3 separate regions of the Homo sapiens genome follow, and regions 2 and 3 are each linked to region 1. A link is a contact called in ENCODE Hi-C or POLR2A ChIA-PET data. All regions are on one chromosome and are shown on one strand. The core of a region is the stretch at or near the end of the contact, and the rest is flanking DNA. Distances in the headings are between cores, read along the strand shown. Region 1 has its middle 20 kb from the start of MYL12-AS1. Region 2 overlaps DLGAP1 (DLG associated protein 1). Region 3 overlaps DLGAP1 (DLG associated protein 1).

What was found. A loop is a pair of places that touch in the nucleus more often than their neighbours do. ChIA-PET counts read pairs that join two places held with the same protein, here RNA polymerase II (POLR2A). Pooled maps may share reads with other maps.
Region 2: a map of HCT116 shows a loop between it and region 1 (4-fold over the local background). The contact joins two enhancer-like sites. A Hi-C loop is called at or near these places in 1 of 168 maps with a recorded cell type or tissue (HCT116) and 6 of 50 pooled maps. POLR2A ChIA-PET finds 5 or more read pairs at or near these places in 1 of 52 experiments (HCT116).
Region 3: a loop to region 1 is called in a pooled map, with 2.7 times the contacts of the local background. The contact joins two enhancer-like sites. A Hi-C loop is called at or near these places in 7 of 50 pooled maps. POLR2A ChIA-PET finds 5 or more read pairs at or near these places in 3 of 52 experiments (BJ, H1 and activated naive CD4-positive, alpha-beta T cell).

The regions. Positions count from the first base shown.
Region 1 is chr18:3,280,056-3,283,662 of GRCh38, reverse strand. No RefSeq gene overlaps it. Among named protein-coding and RNA genes, the nearest start is that of MYL12-AS1, 20 kb to the right of the region's middle. Within about 2 kb of position 2,027, at least 4 of the 41 ENCODE cell types and tissues checked have a DNase peak (open chromatin) inside an H3K27ac peak, as active enhancers do.
Region 2 is chr18:3,701,814-3,705,420 of GRCh38, reverse strand. The region is part of intron 7 of DLGAP1 (DLG associated protein 1); the gene reads left to right. Among named protein-coding and RNA genes, the nearest start is that of DLGAP1-AS6, 51 kb to the right of the region's middle. Within about 2 kb of position 1,605, at least 5 of the 41 ENCODE cell types and tissues checked have a DNase peak (open chromatin) inside an H3K27ac peak, as active enhancers do.
Region 3 is chr18:3,539,702-3,543,308 of GRCh38, reverse strand. The region is part of intron 9 of DLGAP1 (DLG associated protein 1); the gene reads left to right. Among named protein-coding and RNA genes, the nearest start is that of DLGAP1-AS1, 53 kb to the left of the region's middle. Within about 2 kb of position 1,913, at least 6 of the 41 ENCODE cell types and tissues checked have a DNase peak (open chromatin) inside an H3K27ac peak, as active enhancers do.

The sequences.
Region 1 (3,607 bases), core at 778-3,277:
GTTTCCTGCTCGCTTCTCTGTTTACAGATCCTTGTCTTTTCCTGTTGACATCCTTGGTGTTTTCATACCCACGGGGAAGAGGAGAAGAGCAGCGCAGAACTCAAGGGCAATTCCAAAACAAAAGGAAAAGCTCTGGAGTTGGGTGGGGCAGACAGATCCCACTGCCTGATAAACGGGGTGAGACCACAGTGGCTAAGAAGAAGCCTGGATTAAGAGGCTAGATCTGGAGGCTTTGGGGCCTTAGTCTTCCGATCTGAGAAGTGGGAGCATATCTCTCAAGATGCCTTTCAGCAAGTGGTCCCTGCTCCCAAATGTTTATCATCTGGCAGCGATGAAACGCAGGTCATCTACTGAATTTCGTTAGCTTGTCTGTAAAATAATCAGGAAATCCTGGATATTTTCAATATAAAACTCTTCAAATTGAGGTTTTTCTATTTCGTGCTTGCTTGAGTTCTCAGCTATGCGATTGGCTGGTATGAAGGCGATCAGCGGTAGCACTGAGAGAACAAACATCACTGTCAGGGCAAGCATTTCTCAAAGCTCTCTTTGACCTCTTCAGTGAGCAGTTAGACACCCGTCGCAGCTCCTGAACAGCTGTTTGGCACCCTGGTAACAGATAAGAACTCACATTCGTTACGTGCTTCCAAAGTGCTGGGCATTAAAACACTCCCAGAGAGTAGGGTCCTAGTTTCGCTATCACCCTCGGCTCTCAGATGTAATGTACACTTCAGTAAGTAAGAACTGAATAAATAGATTGAATAAAAGATTACTTGAGAAAAAGTACAGTAAGCACAACCTCCCAAATGAGCCAACCTCAATTTACACTCGGATTATTAAAAAATGCGAGTAGACGAAGGTCCTCAGATTGGTTTTCGCTGTGCTAGTTACCAGTGTCCACGAGGAAATATGAATCATCATCAAGTTCATTAAGAATGACTGTCTGAAAGGAAGCCTGTGTCCTGGCAATACAATCAACTGCAGTTAAGTGCGGCTGGTAAAAGATTAGGCTGGTCTCCTGTGAGACGTGTTAGAACAGTGTTTTATATTTAAACACCCCCATTCATACGCATCTCACAAAATACTTTTCGTACCTTTTGAGACCAGCCTGGCCAACATGGCAAAACCCTGTCTCTACTAAAAATACAAAAATTAGCTGGGCGTGGTGGCAGGCGCCTGTAGTCCCAGCTACTTGGGAGGCTGAGGCGGGAGAATCTCTTGAACCTGGGAGGTGGAGGTTGCAGTGAGCCGAGATCACGCCATTGCACTCCAGCCTGGGTGACAGAGCAAGACTCCATCTCAAAGAAAAAAAAAATAGAAGCTGTCTCATAGTCATTTGTGCTAGACCTGTTTTTCATCAGCTTAGGTGCCTTATTAGAGTATATTATCTAGAACTATAATAGATACAGTTCTCAACATTCCTGAGGTGGTAATAATAGCATTCCTATATAAAGCATAATTTTACAGAGTATTTTCATACATAACCACTAGCTCTGTGCTTTAGCCTTCTCATCTCTAAAATTGAAGTGATGGTAACAAGAACGACTTGTTCAAGTCAGTAAGTGGAGGAAGTCTGGTCTTTTCAGTGCAAAGCCTATGATCTCATGTTCAACAAAGGTCATTATTTCGGTGTAAAAGCCACTGGAGCCAAGCTGAGATTCTGGCACTTTCCAAGCACTCAATAAATACTTGTAAATTAATGAAGGAAGGAGGAAGGAAGGAAGGAAGGAAGGAAGGAAGGAAGGAAGGAAGGAAAAAAGAGGGGAGGGGAAGGGGAAGGAAAAGGCAAAAGGGGTGGAGAAGGGGAAGGGAATTTGCCATTGATATTTGTAAAAAGGAGTCCTAGAGATTATTCCCTACATTTGGGGCTCATGAAATAGTATGAATTTAATTGTAAGACTTTTCATCAATTATTTAAGAAACAACTTTGAGAAAGTCACAGCATTACTGACAATAATGCTGTCTAGATACTCATGATTTGGCTGCTTTATCTCAAATTCATTAGGGAATGGGTTAAGACAGTACTATATTAAGAACAATAGTGCCACCTAGTGACACTTCTAGTTATTGTCTCTAAAATTGCCTATGACAACCATTCTAAAAAAAAAAGATCCACTTAAGAGACTGTGTGATATGTGCAATCCATCATCTTCATCATTTTTCTATACAAGAAACCTTTTCTTGAAATTTTAGTATGTGATAAATCTTTACATCCTCATTCAGATTTCCCAGATGATGTTTCTAAGGGATCTTTTTATACCCGATTTTTCAGTAGTTTATGTTTCTATTTCAAAAACTGTGTTTCTTATAATTTAAGAAATATAAATTTATTTTATATTTCTGTTTCTTATATTTTAACACATATCAATTTTGAGATGCAAATCAGTATAATTGCTGCTCGTAGGATAGACAGTATTAAATATATACATTGTGAGACATTCTGATCAGGCTACAGGTACTAATTATGTAATTAGGAAATTATAGGTTTAATGAGAAGCACCCATCTCGGTCAAAAAGGTTAGAAGCTCGACATTTCTCTAGCTTCTTTAGTTATACAAAGTTGAGCAGGTCAGGTAACTTCAGTAATCTCATCTGTGAAATGGGATGACAATTCCTACTTTATCCACTTCCTAGCGTTCTGAGGATCAAGCACAATTCACAAACGCTTGTAAAACTGGCTCATGACCATAAGAAACTATCGACGGTGTTTCCATAATCACTTTCTTGGGAGGAGCACAACTGCCTGCGCTCAGGTGACTGCCCCACTGCTTATTCCCTGTGTAACTTTGGGAAGTTACTTCCTTGCCCCCTGACATTTCATTTGTAGAACAGGGATAACAATACCTACCTCAGGCCGGCCGCGGTGGCTCATGCCTGTAATCCCAGCACTTTGGGAGGCTGAGGCGGGCGGATCACTTGAGGCCAGGAGTTTGAGTCCAGCTTGGCCAACATAGTGAAACCCCATCTCTACTAAAAATACGAAAATTAGCCAGGTGTGGTGGTGCACACCTGTAATTCCAACTACTTGGGAGGCCGAGGCACGAGAATCGCTTGATTGAACCTGCAAGTGGAGGTTGCAGTGAGCCAAGACTGTGCCACTGTACTTCAGCCTGAGTGACTCTGTCTCAAAAAAAAAAAACAAAAAAAACCCAAAAAGACCTACCTCAAAGGGCAGTTGTGTAACGTGCTTCGTACATAGTGAATACTCAGTGCATTTTCACTATGTGACCACACACACACACTCACTGCAGTGGCCACAGAATCAACCATCAACTTAGGAGATTGTCACTATGTGGTTCTCAAAAGGAGATATTAAGTAGACAAAGTTTTCATCGTCATCATTAATAATATTTACTGGACACCAAAAAGAAACAAAGTCTTGGCCCAGGTGTCTTCCACTACTGGATTCCACAACACTCTTCACAAATAATACAGATGAAACAGAACAGTGTGTCAGGTAAACGTAAGGCAGTCGAGAAACAACTAAGTTTTTTTGTTTTTAATCTTCAAAACTTTTCTCTCAATTTTTCAAATCTGGCTTTAAGCAGATCAATAAAATAAGCACAGTTACGATTATGCCAGAGATGGAAACAAGGCTGAGCTGGAGGGG
Region 2 (3,607 bases), core at 356-2,855, 420 kb before region 1:
CTCATTGCAACTATAATACTGCACCATACAAGCACAATGCTGTTGACAAGGAGGTATACAGAGCAAAGCAAAACTGCATTCTAACCCCCTGAAGTTTCCTGGAAAAAAAAAAAAAAAGTAGCCTGAAAAGTTGAAAATGTTTCTTTCCACAAAATAAACTGGAATAATCCCTTCATTTATTTTAGAGTCCTTTCAGATAGCCTTGCAGATGGTTCGCTGAAGTCATCATGCCAACAAAATTCGTTTGACTCAAAAATTTAAATAGCCCTACCAAATTATGTGTGTTTCTCTTCTAATAAAAAACTGAATGTCTTATTTCTATCTGCTAAGCTTATTCCACTCTGCAGTTTGTGAACTGAACTACAGAAATAACTCCTTAGAGATGCACACTTTTGTCCTCTATTACCCAATTCTGGAATCCCCAAATATAGTGTTATAAATGCTGACTTTTCTCATTTGCTTTTGCATGTATTCATGTCTTGTCTCTTTACACAAGACTGCTATCCAAAACATCCAAAAGGCATTAAATACTAATATTATGGAATCATAAAGGTGTTCTTTCTTCTTCTAATTGCATGCATTCCTGCCAGTCTCTATGACCACAGCTGAGTGACAGATAAAGCCCAAATTAAAAATACTTCCCTCTTGGCAAGATACCTCCAACCCAGTGGGCTGCTCAGTTGGAAAGCTGGGAAGTGGAGAGGCATGAGTCACTGTGTTCTCTCAGACATTTTAATTCAGAGTTGTTTAAGAAGATTTAAAAAAAAAAATCAAGCAATGGACCCCCAAAATGACCATTTCTCACTAAGTCATGAAATTTAATTTTTTCTTTTTCTTTTTTTTTTAGATGGAGTCTCGCTGTGTCACCCAGGCTGGAGTCTGGAGTGCAGTGGTGCAGTCTCGGCTCACTGCAACCTCTGCCTCCCGGGTTCAAGCGATTCTCCTGCCTCAGCCTCCCGAGTAGCTGGGATTACTGGCGCCTGCCACCACACCAGCTAATTTTTGTATTTTTAGTAGAGACAGGGTTTCACCATGTTGTCCAGGCTGGTCTCGAACTCCTGACCTCAAGTAATCCACCTGCCTCGACCTCCCAAAGTGCTGGGATTACAGGCATGAGCCACCACACCCGGTCAATTTTTTCTTTAATGTGGGAAACAGAATTGCCACCTCTCCCTGCAACACCTGAAAGGAAGCATGGTCTCTAGGCAAAGCCATTCTTGCCAACCTCTGGGGTCCCTGGCATGTGGCACTCAGCCCTTCCCGTGGGCCCCGCAGAGCATCCTCCTAGGGGCTAGGATGTGGAGAAATGCAGTGAGGTGACTCAGCTGCTGTGTCCTTTCTGCTGTCACTGCTGTCTTGTTTTTACATTTTTTAAAGTATCTGTTCTTGGGTGCTTATGGTTTTACAAAGCAGCCCTAATGTTCCCAATGGTATAATTGCCTGATATAGCCATGACTGCTGCTCTGGGAACTGTCAAGATTAGAAGCCCTGCCTGTGAAGGGGAACGTGGGGAGGAATTTGTATCATGTAGGGTGCAGTAATCTCCAAGGAAATTCTCTTCGCAAAAACCGTGTGTGGAAAGTCTCCCTCTGGCGGCTGCTGAGGTGTGTTCATAGGGGAAAGAATGCATGTCAACCGTAAATGGAGTCTGTGAAGCTGCAACTAAAATGTTTCCAGAAAAGAGGGCATTTGGTTGCATCTTCGGGAGGAAAATAAGAAACAATTCTTTTCTAGAATTAAAAAACAAAAACAAAAAACAAAAAAGAACGAAAAGAGAAGAAGAATGCAGAGAATGTGTCCATATCTAGTGAACTTTCAAATATCCCTCCGTCTTCTAAAAAGAAACAAGTGGACAACAGCCACTCGCTCTCCTCTGAACACACATCCTCCTCACACTCCTCCTTCTACAGAGATCAGGGCCACTGCACTTTCGTGCTTGAAGCAGTTCTGGGAATTTCTGTCCTCTATTTTCTGTGTCTGTCTAGTTCACTACCAGTCTCATTTATTTGTCCTTTATAGTATTTCTTTATGATACTTCTCATGTTTTCTTGCCCTTCCTATTAATTTCTCCAGCCTATGCATGGACAACTGCCCAGTGGCATTTGGAGTAAATGCAATAAAATTCAGAGCACGTGAATCAAAGGCTCTCAGTTGGCAAGTTCAGGTCTTTTGTCAGGACAGCGCCACATTCCATCCCAAGGACCAGCTATATCCGGTGATCCTGAGACACAATCTTGACACCACTTCAAAGATTCTGGAATTTGGAATTCAGGACCTCTAGTGCCATCATGTGCCTGGGTCCCCATCCTCCTTCCTAACCCTTGTTTTCCCTGAATGGCCTCATGACCTGTTGGCACCATCAGGCTCCACATCTTAACCAGCTCTGGGCTGATCCTGCCTTCACAGAATTGAGAACACTCCAGAGACCCTTGCTTGCCTTTGTCCTAGCAAGTAAGCTTTCATGTCAATTTCTAAGACAAAGTCTCCATCTTATACTCCTTTCTGGGACTTGGATCCCTGTCCTCTCTCTTCTCCCTCTGTCCCTTACTGCTTCCTGGATGAACTGCCTGTACCTGAGTGGCTGCAGGAGCGAGCCTGTCATTCTCCTCAACCCCACTGGTAAGGGGCCTGCCACTGGGCTGCCCTGACTTTTCAGTTGTTACTTATTCCTCATCCAGCAGCTGTCTCCTTCCAGATCTGAGCCCTCTGGCTCCCCACAGAGATTTACTTAAAGTCTTCCAGCTGTGTGATTTGCTAAGATGCCAGCTACCTTGTTGTATCTGATTACTTCTAAGATGATACATATAGGATCCCATAGCCTGCCTCGCTCCCCTGTCTCTCAAACCCAGGGAAGGGTCTAGGAAGAAGCCCAGGATCCTAGGGCGCCTGCATGCAGGAAGTCCACAACCCTGCCAGGCTCTCCCCTAGGGGTCTGTTGCTGCCTCTCTTGGGAACTTGTCTATTGCCATCCCATAGAAAGGTAGCAATTTATGCCTTCCTGGTTTTGATAACATTTCCCAAACATGTTTACTCCTGTGAAGCATATCCAATTGAGCACCATGAAGCACACCTGCTATTTTAAAATTCAAGGTAGACGTCAGGAGCGGCTTACGCCTGTAATCCCAGCACTTTGGGAAGCCGAGGTGGGCGGATCACCTGAGGTCAGGAGTTCGAGACCAACCTAGCCAACATGGTGAAACTTCATGCCGGGCGTGGTGGCAGACGCCTGTAATCCCAGCTACTTGGGAGGCTGAGGCAGGAGAATCGCTTGAACCCGGGAGGCAAAGGTTGCATTGAGCCGAGATTGTGCCATTGCCCTCCAGCATGGGGGACAAGTATGAGACTCTGTCTCAAAAGTAAATAAATAATTAATTTAATTAATTAAAATAAAGGTAGTGTCAGGGTACTCATACATAGAGAATAACATAAATGTATACATCTCAACCTTACCCCGATATCTTGGCACACATTTGAAATCTTAAACAGTCACTTCAAGAACTCCCTATGTCTCTCCGTCTCTCACACACACAGAGCCCCTCCTACGACTCTTCTCACTCTTGACTCTTGAGGTCATCTTGTCTTATCTCTCTCTATGTCCATCTGCCAG
Region 3 (3,607 bases), core at 664-3,163, 260 kb before region 1:
GTCCCATCTAAGGGGGAGGCTGAGGCAGGAGAATGGCGTGAACGCGGGAGGCGGAGCTTGCAGTGAGCCGAGATCACACCACTCCACTCCAGCCTGGGTGACAAAGCGAGACTCCGTCTCAAAAAAAAAAAAAAAAAAAAAATTGGAGTCATGGGAACAAAAGAGTATTCTAGTTTAGAGATCCAGATTGAAAGTCGCTTTACCTCTCTGTCTCTAAAATTTGGGAGTTGACTACTATTAACAACAATAACATTTTTTGGTGTAAGTTCTCTGATTCAACACCATCAGTGTTTCCTCAACTTTAGGGTTGTGTTACATATAGATAGAGACTCCTAGTTGAAGTTTAGGACCTATGTCCTGGATTTTGCCTTTCTGCTTATTACTATAGTTCCCAGGTAGCTATATTGCTGTCATAATCTCCACTTCAGAAACAAGAGATAAGTGTGAATAAGTGTGTGGTACAGGTTCTGGCTTCCTGCCTCCATTCCAACTCGGCTACGTTTCCTAAAGTGAGATATTTCTGATGTAATTTGTAATAATTTATAAAGCAATCATCGCCCATCTTCACAACTGAAAGTGTTAAGGGGAGGCAGAAACTTTGCAATTGTATACTCCTTAGTTCCTTACTGACAGTGTCAAACTGACAAGTGACAACTGTCATTCTTGGGGGTATGCAAAGAAGCTACTGGTCTCATAACAATGTTCTGGAAAGCGAATTCCAGGATGTTATTTTTCTGGTGTATGTATACTTAATATTTTCATCTGTGCCTTTACAAATGATTTATCCACTGTCTGAAATCTTTAGAGATCATCCAAGTGGAATTCAGTGTTGCTGCGAGAACTCTTTTCCTTCAGCATCCAGAAAATCAGAAGAGAACACTTTTCCTAGAAAAAGGGATGGCAAACTACTCTGTGGCCTCTTTTTCTGCCTCATCAACTCTCCAGCCTTATCAATTTTTAATAAACAGGTGAAATTGACTAATAGTGAATGTCTAGAGCAAGCTTTGTGTGTTCAGAGGTGTGTATACCTAAAGGGAAAGCCAGGATCTTTTCATTTACATCAGTGGGGTGGAAATGGGAGCAGATGCGTATTTTGATGATTTGCATAAAAGTTTCTGCTCTTTCTGATCTTCTGTTGGTGGAGCAACCTCCTTCTCTCCTAGTATACCTTTTATACATTACACATAACATTTAGACCTCCAGGACATACTTAATGTGAAAGAGAAAAAATGCTGGCATTAAATATGCCTGTGAATGGCACCTACCATTCCAGTAGATCTGTGAATGCACAGACTGAGTCAGAGGTGTTGAAGGAAAGCCCCGGTGACATATTATGAGAGCCACTCCTCGTCTCTAGAAACAAATGCCTCAGTGAATAGGACTGTTACCCCTTTTTTTTTTTCCACCAATATTGCCTCTGTTTCCATTTGCATTTCCAGAAGTGACCCAATTCTGAGTTTTTAAAATCTTCCTTGCTTCACACATCAAAGCTCACAGCCTTCGTAACTGGGTGGAACAAGCAAGTGGAAAGGTAGCATTGTTTTCTCTTATAGCACAATGTCAGCTACTATAAAAGATCTCTTTTGATCGCAAGGGACTTAAATATGTAAACTTTAGGGCTTGTAGTGATTTGTGCCTTTTCAACTAAGCAGGATATTAAAACATAAAGCCAAAATTGAGGCAACATCTGACAGCCAGTTCAGGGACCACAGACTTGGAAAGACCTTTGGCAATCAAAAAACATTGCTTCTTTGTCAACCCAGGAGCTTTGGATCAGTCCCCACTCTTCAAAGTTTCCTTGGAGTACCTCACAGCCCAGTACCCACCCTTGAAATTGCACTTGAAAAGTAATCTCTTTTCTTTGCCAAGTTAACAATATCATGACCTAGCCAAATAGTTCCTTACTGTACACCTGAGTTTTAAAGGCGTGGCATTCAGGCGTTTCAAATTTCAAAAGCCTGAAACTTGGCATAACTCCTGATAAGCCTCACAGCTTCCTTTTTTCTTTTCTTTTCCTTTTCTTTCCCTTCTTCTTTCTTTCTGCCATCCCTCCCTCCTTCTCTTTCTCTCTCTCTTTCTTCCTTTTTATGTATTTTTCAAAATAACTTAGTGTGCAGAAAGAAAACCATCGGACTTACAAGCCTACAGCCTCCATTTGACAAGACTCAGTAAAACATAATTGTTAGTGAGACTGCTCATGCTTTGTTAGTTACCTCGGGTCAGTAGCCAAGGAGTGACCTAACCTTCCAGTTGCGGAGGTAAAGCAGTTCCTTCTGGGGGCACATTCAGTTCAAGGATGTTTTGTTGAGACTCCTAACCAGGGTTCCTATAGTGACAGCCCATCAAAGGTATTAGCACCTGCCCAGCTGGTGCTAAAAAGAGGCTGGCAGCATGCTGGGCCCTCTCAGAAGTTACCAGATGACAACACGTCCACTCTCATTATTTTCTATTTCCTCCCTTTATTTTATTTGAGAAAAACATCACAATTATTTGGGGTAGAGAAAATTTTTTTATAGAAAGCCTATCCTATTTTCCTTTACTTTAAAGACATCTTCAAGCATGATGTATTTAAGCAAAGGAATGATGAACATAGAGGATTTGAAATAACAGATGGATGTTTGTCTTGAGATAGTTTTAAAATCTGGTGATAGGACAGTGCTAACCGTATATAAATGGAGGGTAGGAGGGTTCCTCCCACCTGAATTTTTGCACAAGGGATGCTTATGCCTGCGCCCTCCCATGCATGATTCTAATTTGGAAGCTGATCCAAATTAGTAAACCTAAGTAAACCTCTTTTGGGGGAGCTTGAATTTTTTTTTTTTTTTTTTTTTTTTTTTTTGACACAGGGCCTCACTCTGTTGCCCAAACTGGAGTGCAGTGGTGCAATCTCGGCTTACTGCAGCCTCTGCCTCCCGGGTTCTTCAAGCCATTCTCGTGCCTTAGCCTCCCGAGTAGCTGGGACTATAGCCACGTACCACCATGTCAGGCTAATTTTTGTATTTTTAGTGGAGACGGGATTTTGCCATGTTGCCCAGGCTGGTCTCGAACTCCTGGCCTCAAGTGATCTGCCCGCCTTGGCTTCCCGAAGTGCTGGGACTACAGACGTGAGCCACTGCACCCAGCCAAGCTTGAATTCTTGATCTCGGTCTCCTCACGCCCGTGCCTTATTTTGATCTGTCTTTTATTTTATGTAATGAGACATCTTGGTTTTTACATCAGTGAAAGGGTGCCATTTCATAAAATACCAAGATGGTTGCACTTTCTAGGAGTAGCATTTCAGATCCCACATATATTCAGCCTTGACAGAAGGCTTAGTTTAAAATGTCTAAAGGCATGTACAAAGAAAGAAAGAATAGCAGAGTGCTAGCATTGCTCTCTTTGAAACTGGACTTAGCCTTGAAAAGCAGCCATTATGTGAATGAGAGGGATAAAGACGCTAAGCAGAGGCCAGGGGATTCTATGATGGAAAGACTAAGCTACTCTCCTAAAAATAAGTTCATGACTTGAGTCTCATCAGTTGAGTGTCTTGTAGTTCCAAAGCATGGATGTCATAAAGATAATGACTGTGCTTAGTTTTTGTGCACAATTTCTTTTGTTTAACTGCAAC